2 separate regions of the Homo sapiens genome follow, and region 2 is linked to region 1. Evidence: read pairs that join two places in POLR2A ChIA-PET (ENCODE). Cell type or tissue: Panc1. All regions are shown on one strand. Links, peaks and the distances in the headings refer to the core of each region. The heading gives the core; the rest is flanking DNA.

Evidence for each region. Peaks named below come from ENCODE experiments on the same cell type or tissue, not always from the same donor. Only the 100,000 strongest peaks of a DNase experiment are listed, where the experiment ranks them.
Region 2: POLR2A ChIA-PET joins it to region 1 with 9 read pairs; 3 of 35 experiments call an interaction of 5 or more read pairs at or near these places.

Annotation. Positions count from the first base shown.
Region 1 is chr20:36,124,698-36,134,989 of GRCh38, forward strand. It overlaps a transcript of EPB41L1 not described here. Among named protein-coding and RNA genes, the nearest start is that of EPB41L1, 25 kb to the right of the region's middle. RefSeq lists an enhancer at 4,290-4,791. In Panc1, for the core only: no CTCF peak of the experiment used is centred there; a DNase peak (open chromatin) is centred at 3,924.
Region 2 is chr20:35,758,471-35,768,762 of GRCh38, forward strand. No RefSeq gene overlaps it. Among named protein-coding and RNA genes, the nearest start is that of PHF20, 8.4 kb to the right of the region's middle. RefSeq lists a silencer at 4,084-4,284. In Panc1, for the core only: no CTCF peak of the experiment used is centred there; no DNase peak of the experiment used is centred there.

The DNA of each region.
Region 1 (10,292 bases), core at 2,652-5,151:
TCTTTTAATGTCATGTTCACTCTTGATTCCATGTGGCATGGCGCACAGTAGGTATTCAATAAGTATCTATTGGATGAATGAATGAATGAATTGTAAGGAAATGAGAGAGTGCTGGTTGAGTGCCTGGCATAGGGTATGGCTCTTAGGAGGTGCTCAATAAATGGCAGCTTTTAGTGAGAACTGACATGGCAGAGAAAATAAATACCCACTGATAGATTGCATACATGGTGGGTAGGGGAGGCAGCGGGTAATTAAGATTGGAAAGTGATGCACTCGTGCCAGATCTTGGGGGTCCCTGATGCTCAGCCAAAGAGTTTAGACTTCCTGAAAGAGTAGCTGGAAGTCATTGCTGGGCCATTAATGTAACTATAAAGCCCTACTTCTAAGATGTGGGCTCAGCCACTTTGCGTACTCAAGGGGCTGTGCTGTATGGTGGTGGGGTTGCAGGGTTGGGGACAAACCCAGAGAGAGACAGGCTGGGAACCTTTCTGGTGTCATTCTCTGAGACAGGCTATTCCTACAGGCCCAGAAGGAGGGGACACAGTTAGGAGCATCCTGTGTTTTCTGATTCCACATGGCCATTACATTGTTTCTGGGGAGTGGAGGATAGGGGTGACCTAAGAGTCAGATGCTTGGATTTCTATTTGAGCCCCTCCCCTTATCAACCGTGTGACTTCTGCTAGGTTCATTTGCATTTCTGATTCTGTTTCTTCATCTGTAAACAGGCTGCTGTTCGTACCTGCCTCATGGTTTTCTTGGGGAGGATCAATGAGGTAGAACCTGCAAAGGGCTTAGCAGAGAGCCTAGCACCTACTGAGCGCTCAGTAAAGGTGAGCTATTATCTTCCATTCAACAGTGGGGGATTCAGAAAGGTAGATTGAACCACAAGTGCACAGAGGCATGAAACACTTTGGAGTGGCAGGAGTTTCCTGTGTGTGTTGGGGACGGCAAGGAGGCAAGTGGAGTGGCAGGTGGGTCCAGCTCCTGCAGCCCGTGTATATTGACCAGGAGCTGGCACTTTATCTGGAGAGCGATGAAGACACTGCAGGGTATCAGGTTGGGAATGATGTGATCTGATTTCTGGCAGTGGGAGGATGAATTGGAAGGGTAAGGCTGGAGACCAGGAGACGGATGGTAGTCTGTTGGTGTGGCCTGGTGAGAAGTGATGGGCTTCATCTCAGGCTCATGGAAGTGTAGAAGAGGGAACAGATCACAGAGTGAGTAGAGACAGAGAACGGACAGTGTGGGGCCGATGGGTCTTGGGGAAGGGAGGGGGAAGAAAGGAACTTGTCCTAGATGGCTGCAGACTTTCTCGATGGGGGGCTGACGAGATTATAAAACCGAAAGTATGGACAGTGCATGTGGGTTTTGATGCCTGTAGTTTGACTTTTCTGGGAATTCAGTAGCTCCCTGAGAAACCTCTCTTTTATCTGACTCTCTGTGTAGAAAATCTTTCTAAAATCTCTGAATGATGACTCCTCCATTAGGGATGAGGAAGGCCTCCTGTGGGGACACCGTGCATACCTCCTAAGGAGGGGTGGCAGCTTGGCCTCCTTTGGTGGTAACAAAGCTGGGGATTTTATTTGGAAGCTGTATTTCAGAGTCTATCAGTTTTCTTGTGATTTTCTTCAAAGCATGTACAAAAAGGCAGTTCCAGTTAGTGGAATTTTTTTTTTTTTTTTTTTTGAGACAGAGTTTCACTCTTGTTGCCCAGGCTGGAGTGCAATGGCGTGATCTCGGCTCACTGCAACCTCTGCCTCCCGGGTTCAAGCGATTCTCCTAACTCAGCCTCCCAAATAGCTGGGATTACAGGCATGTGCCACCACGCCCAGCTAATTTTGTATTTTTAGTAGAGACTGGGTTTCTCCATGTTGGTCAGGCTGGTCTCAAACTCCCGACCTCGGATGATCCGCCCGCCTCGGCCTCCCAAAGTGCTGGGATTACAGGCGTGAGCCACCGTGCCTGGCCAGTGGAATGTTTTGTGTATTTATTCCACGGCTCTGGACCAAGACTAGGCAACTTTTCAAGAGTGGTGAAAGGTAAGCTCCTGCGTGCTCCCTCTCTCTGTTATTTTCTTGATTGGTGTGGACTGGAAGCTCACATTCCAGAGAAACTTAGGTCTTAGATTACCCGTCTAATTTTCCTTATGGATGGGAACAAGAGAAGGTGCATGAAAGTTGCTCATGATTGTGAATAATGCCACAGCTGGGCTTGGCCCAGGCACCTCACTGGCAGCTACAGGCTTTCCCATGGCATGCAGCTGGCACTGCCTCTGGAGAGGAGGATAGGGGTGATGAACTGATGAACATCAGCACAGCCCCCGGCCCATCTCAGAGGCACACACCTAGTGGCAGCGGGAGGGCCCCCGCAGACTGGAGAGGACTCAGCTATTATTGTCCTAAGCCTCTGACAGTGAGGCTCATCCATACCCCGCCTCCCATCTGAGATGAGCTCAGAGATATGACTGAAGTTTCAGGGCTAAAACCAAAGGGATTGGGTTGGTACCCCCTTCTTATGAGAAAAGGAGAGGAGAGCCCTGTCTGGGTCTGGCGGAATACAGTCTGCATCCCCACCCCAGCTGATTGCAGTGATGAGGAGATGCCTTTGTCTGAGTTGCCAGGGGAACCAAAGTTTCTGCCTTCTTCTAAGGCCCTGATTGGCTCCTGCTGGAGCTTAAGCTTTGGTGAATGGAAGGGCCTCTCTTCTGCCTACACCTTCCCTGAGGTGAGAGACGAGTAAGGCTGGAGTCCCCATGGATGCACTGTGTTGGTGTCTCTGTCCTACCTCCTTAGCTGGGGGTGCTGGATCCCCTTGCTCATTCGTCTTTCACTAATCCTGGGCAGCATCTGCCCCAGGCCTTTCATCCTTCTAGGTCCAGGAAAGCTAGCCTAAGAATCAGGAAAACTGTATACCAATCCTGACATAGGCAGACTCACTCTTGGCCTTGGGCAGGTCTCTTCTCCCTGGGCCTCGGTTTCCCTACCTGTAAAAATGAAGGCATTGGGCTAAACTCTGGTCCTTCCAGCTCTGACTTCCCTGACCACACAGCCCAGATCCCCTCTCTGACCTTCCATGGCCCTCCTCGTGCCTCTTGTGTGCCTCTGACTGCATTCTCTCTCGTAGGTTCCCTTGTAAGATGCAGGTCAGAATAGGGGGTTGTAACCAGCCTTGAGCATTGTTTTGGTTTTCTGTAGGAAAAATTGTGCTCCCTGAAGCCTGTCCTAGAAGCCCTACATCCTGCAACCCCTCTTGTCCTCATCTGTCTCACCTGGACCGAGCCCCAGGGTCAGAAGCCCGGGGGAACGAATGATGGGTGCTTGTGTCTGTTGCAGGGTGGGGCTAGGCAGTGTGCAGAAAGGAGCATGTGGGGGTGGGCGGGGGCAGCTGGAAGAGCCCTGGAGCTCAGCAGTCCTGGGTTCCAGGCCTAATTTGTCTACCTGCTGGCTATGTGACCTTGGGAGGGTGGCTCAGTTGCAGTCTCCCCATCTATCACACAGGAATAATAATGCCACCTCACAGGGCTTGTTGCCAAGATGACATGTCTGCCATACAGGAGACACCAAGTTCCCTTCCCTGCTCTCTCTTCTAAACAAGGCAGGGAGATGGGGAAAGTTCAGACTGAGGAGGGGCCCTAGGCTGCAAGACCTGAGGTGCCCCAGGCCGGGCCTTAGATGCTGCTCATTCCTGGCAGTGCCAAAAAGCAGGGAGAAAAAAGTATTGGCCTTGGGTGGATGGGGGAGGCTGTGTGTCAGAGCTAATGTTTAAATAACACTTTTAAGATCCTCCAGGGACCTCAAATGAGGATTTTTCAGATGAGCTGAAAATGGAGCAAAGTAATGAGACTGAGCTCACTGGCAGGAAAGGGAGCAGCCTTAATTGGTACTGGCCCTGCCTTGGCCCCGTGACACTCATTACCACAGGCTGCCCAGGAGGATGACCCGTGCATTTGGGCTGTAAGCAATGTCAATTTCTTAGCATGGGGTGATGGGGTTGCATCTGGTAGTGACTCAGCCCTGCTTCTTGTCGACTCACCAGGTTGAGGGTCAGAGAGGACTTCTTAGTTGGCCTTCAGAGCCTGGTTTAGTTTTTAGCTTTGTGACCTAGCCTCTCTCCACCTCTGGGGTCTAGAGGCAGCAGCCAGACCTGGCCACTGTCTGTCACAGGTGTGGTGGGAGGCAGGGATGGGATGTTGAAGTCAGGCATGAGTTGCTGGGGGACCTTCCCTCCTTTGCTGAGGTTTGCCTGGGGTCCTGGATGAGGTGGGTGGAGAGAGGGAGGAAGGGGCATTCTCAGAAGAAAAAAGGCTGGTGGGTGTGTGGGTGGGTGAATTTGTGCCAATGAGATGTGACTCTCTGGGCAAGCTTGTGTAGCTTACATGGAGGAGGCACAGAATCTAAGGGACATGTCTCAAAGAGGCTGAGGGATGGGCCTAAGAAGCCAGCATGGGTGGGGGTGAGGGGTGGGTCCTGGGAGTGGTTTGGTTTGCGAGTCCCTGTGGAAACACAGGTGGTAGAATTGGTGAATGGTATGGACCAAGAGTCCTATTCTGAAGACACCAGAAAATTCTGACCAGGCTCTTGTACGTGAGGCCTCTTCTGTTTTGCTTGGGCTGGACTGCGGGGTGAATGGCCACGGGTGTGGTAAGTTACCGCTTCTCCTGGGGGGAGCCTGGTTTGCATTGTAAATACTGCTCCTGGAGCCACTGGTCATGGTGGGGGCACTTTTTCAGACGCCTTCCTGGGGAATGTGTGAGGGCCGATTGTTAGATCATTCTTGGCACCTGGTTTGCATTATGAATGCAGTTGGGAGGCATAAGGGCAAGCATTGGGTCACTAGCGGGTCCCAGGCCACCCTGACCCCAGGCTCACTGCTCCCGAAGCACTCCCTCTCCTTGGTCTCTGGGACAGCACACCCCACTTTCTGGCTTTCTCACTCTGGCCTGCCCTCATTTGCCTGTTGCTGCTCCTCTCCTTAACTGTTCAGTGTGTGGGTTCCTCAGGGCTGCATTGCAGTTATTGTCGTTTTTAAAATAATACCGTTTTTTAATTTTAAAAATTCAATTTATTCATTTATTTTAAAAATTACAAATGAGAGCTCATTATGTTGGCCAGGCTGGAGTGCAGTGGCAACTCACAGGTGCAATCACAGCCTCAAACTCTTTGACTCAAGGGATCCTCCTACTTCAGCCTCCAGAGTAGCCGGGATTACAGAGTGTGCCACTGCACCCGGCAGGTTTGTTTTTTTTTTTTGTTTTTTTTTTTTGAGACGGAGTCTTGCTCTGTCACTCAGCCTGGAGTGCAGTGGCGTGATCTCAGCTTACTGCAACCTCCGCCCCCCAGGTTCAAGTGATTCTCATGCCTCAGCCTCCCAAGTAGCTGGGATTACAGGCACCCGCCACCATGCCCAATTAATTTTTCTATTTTTAGTAGAGACGGTATTTCTCCATATTGGCCAGGCTGATTTCGAACTCCTGACCTCAAGTGATCTGCTCGCCTTGGCCTTCGAAAATGCTGGGATTACAGGCATGAGCCACCTTGCCCAGCAGTGTTTTTTTTTTTGTTTTTTTTAATTAAAACCATAATAACATAGTACCAAGATTTGGGAAAACAGGAAGCAGAAAAAAATTACTCCTGAATATGATTGGGAGCTTGGAGTGTTTCCTTTCACCAGTTTTCCTTTGCTCTTTCTTGCACAGTCATAATTTCTACCGCATCATCAGTACTGTCCTGCATTTTTCTCTTAATGTTGTATCGGAAGCTGCCTTCCGTGTCGTTACTGAGGATTCTATTAAATACACGATCAACTCATCCCTTTTCCTGCTCATGGATATTCCGGCTGTTTCTAGTTTTTGCTATTATGAATAACAGTGCAATGAACATTGCATAAAATGTTCTTCCTGTATTTCAGATGATGATGTCTCTTGGGGTGAAGACCCAGGAAGAGAATGCTGGGTAAAAGGCTGTGGCTGCCTTAGAGGCTCTCAGTAAACTTGCCAAACTGCTATGCCAACCTTTAACCCCCAGCATCCAGGGTGAATGGCAGGAACTGTTTTTTATTTTTCTCTCTCTCTCTATTTGATTTTTAAAAATTTCTCTCTCTCTCTCTCTCTCTCTCTCTCTTTTTTTCCCCGAGACAGAGTTTTGCTCTTGTTGCCCAGGCTGGAGTACAGTGGCATGATCTCGGCTCACTGTAACCTCTGCCTCTGGGTTCAAGGGATTCTCCTGTCTCAGCCTCCTGAGTAGCTGGGATTACAGGAGCCCGCCACCACACCCGGCTAATTTTTTTTTTTTTTTTTGAGACAGAATTTTGCTCTTGTTGCCCAGGCTGGAGTGCAATGGCTCAATCTTGGCTCACTGCAGCCTCTGCCTCCTGGGTTCAAGTGATTCTCCTGCCTCAGCCTCCCGAGTAGCTGGGGTTACAGGCATGTGCCACCACGCCCAGCTAATTTTGTATTTTTAGTAGAGATGGGGTTTCTCTATGTTGGTCAGGCTGGTCTTGAACTCCTGGCCTCTGGTGATCCGCCCGCCTCGGCCTCCCAAAGTGCTGGGATTTCAGGCATGAGCCACCGCGCCTGGCTAATTTTTGTATTTTTAGTAAAGATGGGGTTTCACCATGTTGGCCAGGCTAGTCTCAAATTCCTGACGTCAGGTGATCCACCCACCTTGGCCTCCCAAAGTGCTGAGATTACAGGTGTGAGCCACCACACCCAGCCTGTTTTTTATTTCTCTTAGGTCTGAAGAGCCTGTTCCTTGTGTGTAGGGACTGCTCCCAACTGTCCTCTGTCCATGCATTCATTCATCCTAAGGCGGGAGGCAGAATAGGGCTGTGGTGTCAGGCTGCCTGGGTTCAAACCAGCCTCCCCTCTTAACCACCTTGTGTCCACTTCCTCAGCTGTAAAGTGAACATCATGACAGGGAGCTACCTCACAGGGTCCCTGTGAGGCTTTCTGTGCATGAAAGCATGGAAGACACTTGAAATACTACGGTAAGCCAGGATGACAATGGTCAGGCCTAGAGAGAGGAAGGGGCTGATCTCTCACCACCTAGTGATGCAGGGGCAGAGCTGAGGCCAGAATCAGGCTTCCTGCCTCCAGTGCTCTCTTTCCCTGATGCCAGGCTACTGCTGTGGATGGTGTGGTTTATGGCGTAGGTGGCCCTCTGTTCAAGAATATGTGGGAGGGGTGGAGGGCCTGGATGGATCTATAAGGTGGGGTCTCTCCCTTTCCTCCCAGAGCCGTCACCTTCTTTCTGGGGTGCTTTCCCCCACAAAGTTATCTCTCTAGGTTAGAGCTTGGGGCCCCAGCTCAGGCCTGTTCCCCAGAGGTATATCCAGGGGACATCTGGCCCCAAGGAATCTCCCTGGCTAGCCCTTGAGGAGGGCGTTTCAGTCTGGAGGGAAAGGTGAGTTCTGAGGACCCCTCCCTAGGTGACTGTGTCAGTTTCCTAATGCTGCCCTAACAAATGACCATATACTTAAAACAACACAAATGGATGACCCTAGACTTCTAGAGGTCAAAATCTGAAAATGGACCTTATGGGGCCGAAGTCAGGGTGTTGGCAGAGCTGCTAGGGGAGGATCCTCACCTGGCCTTTTCCAGCTCTCCAGGCCACCCACATGCCTTGGTTCATGGCCCCTTCTAGTAGCTGGGTCCCTCCCACCTCTGCCTCCGTCATCATATCTCCTCCGATTCCCCCAAATCCCCTTTTGACTTACAAGAACCCCTGTGGTTACATTGAGCCCATTCAGATAATCTAGGACCATTCTCCATCTCAAAACTCTTTACCTAATCACCTGTGCAAGGTCCCTTTTGCCACGTGAGGTAACATATTCACCTGATTCTGGGGATGAAGACATGGACATCTTTGTGGGCGGGGGGGGGGGGCGCATTATTATGCCTGCCACAGCAGCCAGTAGCAAAGATCTCTCTGGATTACTGGACCCCCAGGTCCTGCTGGAATTGTACCACTAGCCTCCAAGATGGAGGGAGGGCTTGGGGGTCCAGGCCTGATATGCTGTGGCCGGGGAGGGGTATGAGAGATTCTGTATGATGGGGGGCCCGGAAGGAAGGCAGTGCACCTGTGATAGTGTGATAAATGTGTTCAGTGAGGCAGACATTGGGAAATGTCACCCCTGGCCTTCAGAGGTAGTCCTGGTAGGTGTGGGACCCACTGTGAGGCACTGCCACAGAAAGCCAAGCAGCACCCGCTCCACACACCACCATCACTGCTGTGTGTGTACACGTGCTTGTGGGTGTGTGCACTCATCTGTGTCTCTGCATGAATACTCTTGGGAGGGCCAAGGAACAACTCTTGAAAAAGGTCCTTTCTGCTCTTGTTCTAAGAAAAATAATTACACAAGTGACTAATTTTATCCCTAATCCCATAATTACTTTATTATGTAGCTGGTGAGAGGGCCCGAGCTGTGCCTTTGGCTCCACTCTGGCTGTTAGCCCAGTTGGCCTGGTCCACCAGCGTTGAGCCCCGCCTTGTTTCTGGCCTGGGACTGCCATGAGGGCAAGATGAGTTCCATTCTGGCTGAGATCCAACTACCCTTTGGTATTTGGGGTCTGAAAAGACCACCATTTCTTCCCACCAAGCCCATGCACAAAGTAAGAGCTTGTGTTTAGGGAATTAAGTCAGTAGATTCAAGAGATCTGGGTTCTAGTTCACCCCTCTCATTAACTTGCTCCCTGACCTTGAGCATGCCATTTCCCTCTGGATCTCAGATCTGTTGTCTGTGATACAGGGCCCTGGCCAGCTTAACACTCCATGATTCCATGAGGAGAAATGGGAAGACTAGAGCTTTGAGACAGAGGTACCTTCTTGCTACCTGCTGAAAACATACCCCAATCATAGCATTAAAGATAATATTAATAGTAGCTGGGCACAGTGGCTCATGCCTATAATCCCAGCACTTTGGGAGGCCGATGCAGGCGTATAGCTTGAGCTCACGAGTTTGAGACCAGCCTGGGCAATATGCAAACCCTGTCTCTACAAAAAATACAAAAATTACCTGGGCGTGGTGGCATGCGCCTCTGTGGTCCCAACTACTCAGGAGGCTGAGGCGGGAGGATCGCTTGAGCCTAGGAGGTTGAGGCTTGCAGTGAGCCGAGATCACGCCACTGCATTCCAGCCTGGGCAACAGAGTGAGACCCTGTCAAAAAAAAAAAAAAAAAAGTAACAATAATATCCATCATTACTTGATAGCAAACCTTGTACCTGATTCTTCATTTATATTTTTCTCATTCTATACTTGGATGACTAGGTGAGGTAGGTTTTACGGAAGAGGAAGCTGAACCAGCAGTTGATAAAGTGACTCACCTGTCATGAAATGGCAGAGGTAGGACTGTAGCCTATGCTCTTAGCCTCTGCCTCCATTGTCTTTTTCTACTGTATAAATAAATGAAGGGCCACTCAGCTAGGAAGTGGCGGGGCTGGGATTTGAACCCAGGTCTGTCTGTCTCCAAAGTTCTTGCCACCTCCCAGAATTAGGCTTCCAGGGGTGATTATACTCTTGAACTTCAAATATGTAAACTTAAGCTTGACACAACAAGAAATAGCGATGGTGAAATAAATTGGAAACTCCAGTAGACCAGAGAGTTGGTAGCCCGAGGTTGTGTTCTAGCTTTGCCACTGGCTCACGCTGTGAACTTAAGCAGATCCCCACTAATCCCTAGGCCTCAGTGTTCCCATGTACACGAGGGGTGGGATTCGATGGTATCCAAAGGCCTTCCTGGTATTGATGGTTTGACATTCTAGGCCATCTGGTCCCAGAAGGTACTGTGGGGCAGGAGACCAGCTCATGGTGGAGACCAAAGGGTGGGTGAGTTGGCAGCCCTAGTTTTTTCTATTACATTTATTCCCACGAGAATAGAGATTGCTTGGACTGTGTCCCACTGAACATTTGCAGAACAACTTACCCAGGCCATGGAGTTGAGAATAAAGAGTGGAGGAGGTAGTTTCCAGGCTGTTCCTGCAAGGTTACTGCCCAGCCTGGGCTATTAGCTCCTCAGGGGTCCAGGTCTGTCATCTACCTTGCTCCAAAGGCTGCATTGGTCTCAGGTAGGCAGAAGCAATGGCTGCACGTCTGTCTGTGGGAGTCTGTGAGGGTGCCTAAGCATAATAAATAAGAACACTATTTTGTGTTTTCTCTGTCTTTTTTTTTTTTTTTTTTTTTTTTTGAACCAGGGTCCCACTCTGTTGCCCAGGCTAGAGTGCAGTGGCTTGATCACGGCCCACTGCATGCAACCTCCACCTCCTGGGTTCAAGTGATTATCCTGCCTCAGCCTCCCG
Region 2 (10,292 bases), core at 5,054-7,553, 360 kb before region 1:
TCATTGACAATGCACCTGGTCACCCAAAAGCTCTCAGGGAGATATACAAGGAGATATACAAGATATACATGCCTGCTAAAACAACATTCATTCTGCAGTCCATGAATGAAGGAATAATTTGGACTTCCATGTCTTTATCTTTATTTTTAAAAAATGTTTATTTTTATTTCTATTTATTTATTTATTTATTTATTTATTTTTGAGACAGAATCTCACACTGTCGCCCAGGCTAGAGTTCAGTGGCTCGATCTCGCTCACTGCAACCTCCGCCTCCTGGGTTCAAGCGATTCTCCTGTCTTGGCCTCCTGAGTAGCTGGGATTACAGGCGCTCACCACTACGCCCAGCTGATTTTTGTATTTCTTTAGTAGAGATGGAAATTCACTGTGTTGGTCAGGCTGATCTCGAACTCCTGTCTTCAAGTGATCTGCCTACCTCAGCCTCAATAAAGTGCTGGGATTACAGGCGTGAGTCACTATACCTGGCCTTTATTTTTTATTCCTCAGCGATTTTTATATAGAGATCAGGTCCCACTATGTTGTTTAGGCTGGTCTGGAACACCTGGGCTCAAGCAATTCTCCTGCTTTAGCCTCCCAAAATGTAAGCCACCATGCCAAGCCTGACTTTCAAATCTTATTGTTTAAGAAATACCTGGCCGGGATACCTGGCCGGGGCCAGACCTGGTGGATCACGCCTGTAATCCCAGCACTTTGGGAGGCAGAGGCAGGTGAATCACCTGAGATCAGGAGTTCAAGACCAGGCTGGCCAACATGGTAAAACAACGTCTCTACTAAAAATACAAAAATTAGCTGGGCATGGTGGTGGGCACCTGTAATCCTAGCTACTCAGTAGGCTGAGGCAGAAGAATTGTTTGCACTTGGGAGAAGGAGGTTGCAGTGAGCCAAGATCGTGCCATTGCACTCCAGCCTGGGCGACAAGAGCAAAATTCCGTCAAAAAAAAAAAAAAAAGAAGGAAGGAAGAAAGATAGATAGATAGATCTGGCTGGGTGTGGTGCCTCACACCTGTAATCCCAGCACTTTGAGAGGCTGAGGTGGGTGGATCACCTGAGGTCAGGAGTTTGAGATCAACCTGGCCAATATGGTGAAACCTCGTCTCTACTAAAAACAGAAAAATAGGGGCTGGGCGGGGTGGCTCACGCTTGTAATCCCAGCGCTTTGGAAGGCCAAGGCAGGCAGATCACAAGTTCAGGAGTCCGAGACCAGCCTGTGCAACATGGTGAAACCCCTTCTCTACTAAGAATAATTTAAAAAAAAATAGCCAGGCGTGGTGGCGCATGCCTGTAATCCCAGCTACTCAGGAGACTGAGGCAGGAGAATCACTTGAACCCAGGGGGCGGAGGTTGCAGTGAGCCGAGGTCACACCACTGCACTCCAGCCTGGGCAACAAGAGTGAAACTCTGTCTCAAAACAACAACAACAAAAAGACACTCTACATTTTCTTATATTTATTTAGTTCCTTACTTAGTTATTTTGAGACAGTCTGGCTCTGTCACCCAGTGGAATGCAGTGGCACAATCATGGCTCACTGTAACCTCAAACTCCTGGACTCAAGCAATTCTCTCACCTCAGCTTCCCAAGTAGTTGGGACTACAGGCACTTGCCATCACACCTGGCTACTTCATAAAGTTTTTTTGTTTGTTTTTTGAGGCAGAGTCTTGTTCTGTTGCTCAAGCTGGAGTGTACTGGCATGATCTTGGCTCACTGCAAACTCTGGATCCTGGGTTCAAGTGATTCTCCTGCTTTAGCCTCCCGAGTAGCTGGGATTACAGGTGTGCGCCACCATGCCCAGCTGATTTTTTTTGTATTCTTTTAGTAGAGATGGGGTTTCACCATGTTGGCCAGGCTGGTCTCGAACCCCTGACCACCTGCCTTAGCCTCCCAAAGTGCTGGAATTACAGGCATGAAACACTGTGCCCAGCCCAACAATATATTTTATACAATGGAATAAATATAAGGTCCTTATTATTTTGTTTTATGTTACTGCTGCATAGTATTCCTTGTGTGGACATATTATAATTTGCTTAATCAGTCCCCTATTGATGGCCATGTGGGTGACTTCCAATTTTCTGCCTATAAGCTCAGCACTTTGGGAAGCCAAGGCTAGAGGATCACTTGAGCCCAGGAATTCAAGACCAGCCTGTGCAACATGGTGAGACCCTGTCTCTACAAAAAAATTTAAAAGGCCAGGTGTGGTGGCTCATGCCTATAATCCCAGCACTTTGGGAGGCTGAGGCAGACAGATCACTAGAGCCCAGCAGTTCAAGACCAGCCTGGGCAACATGGTGAAACTCTCTGTCTACAAAAATAATACAAAACTTAGCCGGATGAGGTGGCTCACACCTGTAGTCCCAGCTACTTGGGAGGCTTAGATGGGAGGATCTCTTGAACCCAGGAGATGGAGGTTGCAGTGAGCCAATATCACACCACAGCACTCCAGTCTGAGCAACAAAGCAAGGCTCCATCTCAAAAAATACATCAATAAATAAAATTTTTAAATAATAAAAATAATTTAAAAATTAAAGTTAGCCAGGCATAATGGCATGCATCTGTAGTTCCAGCCACTTGGGAGGCTGAGGTGGGAGGATCACTTGGTCAGGAAAGGTCGAGGCTGCAGTGAGTTATGATCGTGCCACTGCACTCCAGCCAGGGCTAAAAAGCCAGACTTTGTCTCTTAAATAAATATATAAAATAAAAAGAGAAGTTTTGGAAATTATCGTGATGATCTTGTGTGGGAAATATTCTGAACACACAAAAAGGACAAGACATTAAAGAAAATATTATAAATTCAAGTACATAAAATATTTATATTTTATTCATGGATATACATATACACATGGGTAGTCTCAGAAGCGTTAGGGAATTGAGACAGAATGGAAGCTAAAGAAGAGTAACAGGTCAGGTGTGGTGGCTCACACCTGTAATTCCAGCATGTTGGGGGGCCAAGGCCAGCGAATCAGGAGGTCAGGAGATCTAGACCATCCTGGGCTAACGCAGTGAAACCCCATCTCTACTAAAAATACAAAAAATTAGGCCGGGCGCAGTGGCTCACGCCTGTAATCCCAGCACTTTGGGAGGCCGAGGCAGGCAGATCATGAGGTCAAGAGATCTAGACCATCCTGGCCGATATGGTGAAACCCTGTGCCTATACAAAAATTAGCTGTGCATTGTGGCGCTTGCCTGTAGTCCCAGCTACTCAGGAGGCTGAGACAGAAGGGAGGCGGAGGTTGCAGTGAGCCAAGATTACGCCACTGCACTCCAGCCTGGTGAAAGAGCGAGACTCCGTTTAAAAAAAAAAAAAAATTTAGCCAGGCGTGGTGGCACGTGCCTGTATTCCCAGCTACCGGGGAGGCTGAGGCAGGACGCCAGTGCACTCCAGCCTGGGCAACAGAGCAAGACTCTGTCTCAAAGAAAAAAAGAAAAAAGAAGAAGAATAACAAAGAGGAGCCATTCATTTACTTTGTTTTCAATGTTTATATGTTTATAAACAATGTTGCAATAAATAATTTCCCTACTGATAGTCAATCACAACTTTTCCATTGTTATAAACCATGCTTCAATAAACATCCTTTTATATTCAAAAAACAAGACAAAAACCAAAAAGAAAGGAAAAAGTGGGGCTGTGTCTGGCTTAGTGGGAATTGGGTGCCAAGAAACAAAAGCATGATTGAGTGTTATCTGTGTAATTATGTGCATTTGAGGTTAAAAAAAAGGAGGACAGTAGAAATGTTGATAATTGCTGGGCGCGATGTAATCCCAGCACTTTGGGAGGCCAAGGCGGGTGGATCACCAGAGGTCCGGAGTTTGAGACCAGCTTGGCCAACATGGAGAAGCCCTGTCTCTAGTAAAAATATAAAATTAGCTGGGCATGGTGGCGCATACCTATAATCCCAGCTATTTGGGATTCTCTTGGGATTAAGGAGAATCGCTCAAACTCGGGAGTTGGAGGTTGCGGTGAGCTGAGATCACGCCACTGCACTCCAGCCTAGGCAACAAGAGCAAAACTCTATCTCCAAAAAAAAAAAAAAAGAAGGAAAAGAAATGTTGATAATTAATGCTCTGCCACCCGGACCTCTGCGAATCCCTTCTTGTCTGCTTACTGACTCACCAAGACCCTAAGGCTCTCTCTCCCTTCACTGTCACCCTACACTTACAGATTTGAAATCTTGCTTCCTTCATTTCACCCTCCCCAGCCTAGTGCATACTTCCCTTGGGCCTAAAAAGGTATCTGAAGTCCAATCTGAATTCCAAATTCCACACTCTAAATAGCACCACTAAAGAAAGTCACTGGAGGAACAATTATGGAAAAACAGGCACTGACAGGTACTCTCACGCCTTGTTCCATTTTCCCTGCTTTCCTTGACTATGTCATTGTCCTATCCCCTCGCCCCAACCCACGACTACTTCACAAGCACCAAACTCTTTTCAGCCTTTATTCTTTTTTTTTTTTTTTTTTTTTTTGGGGACAGAGTCTTGCCCTGTCGCTCAGGCTGGAGTGCAATGGCGACATCTCAGCTCACTGCAACCTCCGCCTCCCGGGTTCAAGCAGAGGCTCCTGCCTTAGCCTCCCGAGTAGCTGGGATTACAGGCGCGCACCACCACCACCACACCCGGCTAATTTTTTGTAACTTTAGTAGAGATGCGGTTTCACCATGTTGGCCAAGCTGGTCTGGAACTCCTGTCCTTGTGATCCACCTGCCTTCGCCTCCCAAAGTGCTGGGATTAGAGCCATGAGCCACTGCGTCCAGCCTTCACCCTTTATTATTTTCAGAGTTATTTATCCTACAAGCTACATCATTGCCCCTCCTCCTCTTCCCTATCTCCTTTCATTTTCAGGGGAGCCTATTTATTAGAGGAAGTAAACTGAAGGCAGAAATCTTCAAATACCTGGCTAAAATAAAAATTATTTTTTTTAGCCGGGTGCGGTGGCTCACACCTGTAATCCCAGCACTTTGGGATGCTGAGGCAGGCAGATCACCTGAGGTCAGGAGTCCAGACTAGCCTGGCCAACATGGTGAAACCCCACCTCTACTAAAAATACAAAAATTAGCCAGGTGTGGTAGTGCATGCTTGTAATCCCAGTTACTCCGGAGGCTGAGGCAGGAGAATCGCATGAGCCCAGGAGACGGAGGTTGCAGTGAGCCAAGACTGCACCATTGCACTCCAGCCTGGGCAACAGAGTAAGAATCCGTCTCAAAAATAAATAAATTAATTAATTAAAAAAAATAAAATTGTATTTAAAAAACTCCAAAACCCTTCTTTTTTTTTTTTTTTTTTTTTTTTTTTTTTTTTTTTTTTTTGGGATGGAGTCTCTCACTCTGTCGCCAGGCTGGAGTGCAGTGGCATGATCTCAGCTCACTGCAACCTCCACCTCCTGGGTTCAAGCGTTTCTCCTGCCTCAGCCTCCCGAGAGTAGCTGAGACTACAGTCACACACCACCACGCCCAGCTAATTTTTGTATTTTTAGTAGAGACGGGGTTTCACCATGTTGGCCAGGATGGTCTTGATCTCTTGACATTGTGATCCGCCCGCCTCGGCCTCCCAAAGTGCTGGGATTACAGGCGTGAGCCACCATGCCCAGCCAACATTTCTTAAAAAAAATAAAAGCCACAATCTGGGTGCAGTGGCTCATGCCTGTAATTCCAGCACTTTGGGAGGCCGAGGCAGTTGGATCACCTGAGGTCAGGAGTTCAAGACCAGCCTGACCAGCGTAGAAAAACCCTATCTCTACTAAAAATACAAAACCAGCCTGGCATGGTGGCACATGCCTGTAATCCCAGCTACTCTGGAGGCTGAGGCAGGGGAATCGCCTTGGGAGGTGGAAGTTGTGGTGAGCCAAGGTCATACCATTGCACTCCAGCCTGGGCAACAAGAGAGAAACTATGTCTCAAAAAAATAAAATAAAATAAAATAAAATAATTAAAAAATTAGCCAGGTGTTGTAGCGGGTGCCTATAATCCCAGCTACTTTGGAGGCTGAGGCAGGAGAATCACTTGAACCAGGGACGCGCAGTTTGCAGTGAGCTGAGGTCATGCCGTTGCACTCCAGTTTGGGCAAAAAGAGCAAAATTTAATCTCAAAAAAAAATATCCTTTCATCATGTCCTTTCACAGATTAGCTCTTATCTGCCCTTTTTTTTTTTTTTTTTTTTTTTTTGAGACAGAGTCTCACTCTGTCGCCCAGGCTGGGGTGCAGTGACATGATCTCCGCTCACTGCCTCAGTTCCTGCCTCAGCCTCCTGAGTACCTGGGATTACAGGCATGCACCACCACACCAGGCTAATATTTGTACTTTTAGTAGACACACGGTTTCACCATGTTAGCCAGGCTGGTCTCAAACTCCTGACATCATGATTCGTCTACCTCAGTCTCCCAAAATGCTGGGATTACAGGCGTGAGCCACTATGCCTGGCCACGCCCAGCTAATTTTTGTATTTTAGTAGATATATGGTTTCACCATGTTGGCCCAGCTGGTCTCAAGCTCCTGACCTCAATGATCCACCCACCTTGGCCTCCCAAAGTGCTGGGATTACAGGTGTCAGCCACCCTGCCAGCCTCTTATCTGCCATTCTAATGGAATCTGCTCAACTCTCTACCCCACCCATGCAACTCACTTTCATACAGAATTCCTGTATGCATGAAAACATGCCCAGCCAGGCACGGTGGCTCATTGCTGTAATTCCAGCTCTTTGTTAGGCTGAGGCCGACAGATGGCTTGAAACCAGCCTGGCCAACATGGTGAAACCCTGACTCTACTAAAAATATGAAAATTAGCCAGGTGTGGTGGTGCATACCTGTAATCCCAGCTACTCAAGAGGCTGAGGCATGAGAATTGCTTGAACCCTGGAGGCAGAGGTTGTGGCAAGCCGAGATGTCACCACTGTACTCCAGCCTGGGTGACAGAGTGAGACAATGTCTTAAAAAAATAAAAAAATTAGGGCTGGGTGCAGTGGCTCATGCTTTAAATCCCAGTGCTTTGGGAGGCTGAGGCCGGCAGATCATGAGGTCAGGAGTTTGAGACTAGTCTGGCCAACATGATGAAACGCCATCTCTACTAAAAATACAAAAAAAATTAGCTGGGCATGGTGGCAGGCACCTGCAATCCCAGTTACTCAGGACGCTGAGGAAAAAGAATTGCTTGAACCTGGGAGGCAGAGGTTGCTGTGAGCTGATACCTCGCCACTGCACTCCAGCCTGGGCAACAGAGTGAGACTCTGTCTCAAGAATAAAATAAAATAAAATAAAATAAAATAAAATAAAATAAAATAAATAAATAAAAAAACAAAATGCTTGGCTGGATGTGGTGGTTCACACCTGTAATCCCAGCACTTTGGGAGGCCAAGGCAGGAGAATTGCTTGAGCCCAGGAGTCTGAGATCAGTCTGGGCCACATAGCGAGACCCCGTCTCTATGTTAAAAAAAAAAAATAGGAAAAAAGAAAAAAAAGCATGCCCCTGTCTATATTTTATTTTCACCGAGTAATGTGCTCTATTTCTGGAAATACTTTCATCCTTCCTTCCTCTGGCTCTCCACTGATGCATCTCCAAAGCAACTCCAATCAATTCAACAAATAGTTGTTAAACAACCAGCACATTCTAGGCAGGATGCTAGGAGCTGGGGGGATCGAGATAAACAAGAAGCAGTCCTGTTCCCAGAGAAGTTCACAATCTGATGGTAAAAGCAAATACAATTATGTAAGAAAATAAATCAAATTAGGCCAGGTGTAATGGCTCACGCCTGTAATCCCAGCGCTTTGGGAGGCTGAGGTGGGCAGATCATGAGGTCAGGAGATCGAGATCATCCTGGCTAAAATACAAAATACTAAAAATACAAAAATTAGCCCGGCATAGTGGTGGACACCTGTAATCCCAGTTACTTGGGAGGCTGCGCAGGAGGATAACGAGGTCAGGAGATCAAGACCATCTTGGCTACGTAGGAGAATCGATAGAACCTGGAAGGCAGAGGTTGCAGTGAACTGAGATTGCTCCACTGCACTCCAGCCTGGGTGAGAAGAACAAAACTCCATCTCAAAAAAAAAAAGAAAAAAAAATTTCGGCTGGGCGCAGTGGCTCATGTCTGTAATTCCAGCACTTTGGGAGGCTGAGGCAGGAGGATCATGAGGTCAGGAGATCGAGACCATCTTGGCTAACATGGTGAAACCCCGTCTCTACTAAAAATACAAAAATTAGCTGGGCATGGTGGTGGGCGCCTGTACTCCCAGCTACTTGGGAGGCTGAGGCAGGAGAATGGCGTGAACCTGGGAGGCGGAGCTTGCAGTGAGCCAAGATCACCCCACTGCACTCCAGCCTGGGCGACAGAGTGAGACTCTGTCTCTAAAAAAAACAAGTTTTGTTTAATGAAAAAAGTAAGGTGAACAACAACATGAATAAATGTTCCTTTTGTGTTAAAGGATCAATATAAGAACTGTATCAAAGTTTGCTTATATATATGTAAAGAAATACTGATGGTGTGCACCTGTAGTCCCAGCTACTTGGGAGGCTGAGGTGGGAGGACTGCTTGAGCCCAGGAGTTTGAAGCTGCAGTAAGCTGTGATCGTGGCGCTGCACTCCAGCCTGGGCAACAGAGCAAGATCCTGACACAAACGATTCATTAAAAAAGTAAGTGTCATGTTTACCAATTGGAACTGGACCAATGAGGGACAAGAATTTCAGGGAGACTTTGTATTGTACAACGTTTATGTAATTTCCAGTATTTGAACCATGTGACAACATTAACTGTTTAAAATTAAATTACAAGAAGTTTGGAGACTGAAGTGGATTACCTGGATATTCCAAGACTGTTTGTTTAATTTACCTCTTTATAACCTCCATTCTCTTAGTCCCTGAGGCGAAAATCCTCCCCGTTTCCCTTTATCTCTAGGCTCGTAAGAATTTTAACCCACAAGAAATATTTATTAGGTATGTTTAAATTACAGGTAACAGTGACTGGAGTGCAATGGTGTGATCCCAGCTCACTGCAACTTCTGCCTTCTGGGTTCAAGCGATTCTGCCGCCTCAGCCTCCCGAGTCGCTGGGATTACAGGATGCGCCACGACGCCTGGCAAATTTTTGTATTTTAGTAGAGATGGGGTTTCACCGTGTTGGCCAGGCTGGTCTCCAACTCCTGCCCTCAGGTGATGTGCCGGCCTTGGCCGCCCAAAGTGCTGAGATTACAGGAGTGAGCCACCAAGCCTGGCCCCCCCTCCTTTTTTTTTTTTTTTTGAGACAGAGTCTGGCTCTGTCGCCCAGGCTAGAGTGCAGTGGCATGATGATCTTGGTTCACTGCAACCTCTGCCTCCCGGGTTCAAGCAATTCTCCTGCCTCAGCCTCCCCAGTAGCTGGGATTACAGGCATGTACCACCACGCCCAGCTAATTTTTGTATTTTAGTAGAGATGGGGTTTCACCATTTTGGCCAGGCTGGTCTCGAACTCCTGACTTCAAGTGATTCGCCTGCCTTGGCCTCTCAGAGTGTTAGGATTACAGGCGTGAGCTTCTGTGCCTGGCCTTATCAGCCTTTTTAGTGACTAGGACAAGAATACAAAATGCTTTCCTTTCCTTCCGACTGCTCCCTCCCTCCTTGTAATCATGCAAAATGCAGGAAGTAATTTGGAATTCCTAGTTAATTCTCCTCCCCCTCACTTGGAGAGCAGTGAAGGCCTGGGGAGTTCGGGAACTTTCCGTGGAGCCCAGACTGGAGAGACGTCCGGCCAGGGCCAAGACAACCTGCTTCCCTTGGGCCTCTGGTGCCTTGTTGAGGTCTTGGACCTTTCAGATGCTACTGTGACTGTGGTTTCCGGCTTCCTGAGTTCTCACACTCAGCTTGGTGCTGCAGAGATCACACCCCAGTTCCTGCTTTTGGGGACTGACATGCTCAAGTTTGGTGATACTCAGTACATGGGGTCTGTGAGATCTAGAGGGCTTACTTTTCTGTTTTAGTTTCCCTCTTTTCCCTTAACAGACTCACTGTAAGTGCTTTAGGGTTGCATAAGGATAGAGTATAGAGGTTTGCTGGGTAGACATTGAGAAAGATCAGTTTCCTAATTGAATATTTTATCTCATGTTGGATCTTTAATTCTGCTTCTCTTTAGCTAGGAATATTTTGAATATGCTGAATCTAGTAAAAAAGAAATTAGAAATGAAGTTGTATAGAACTTTGTAGTTCAGTACATTTTCTCACATATTATTGAACTTAAACGTGACAATTCTGCGTTGGTAGATATATATTATCCCATTGAGTAAAAAAAGTGAATATTGAAGAAAAGCAATGCCTACAGAGAGT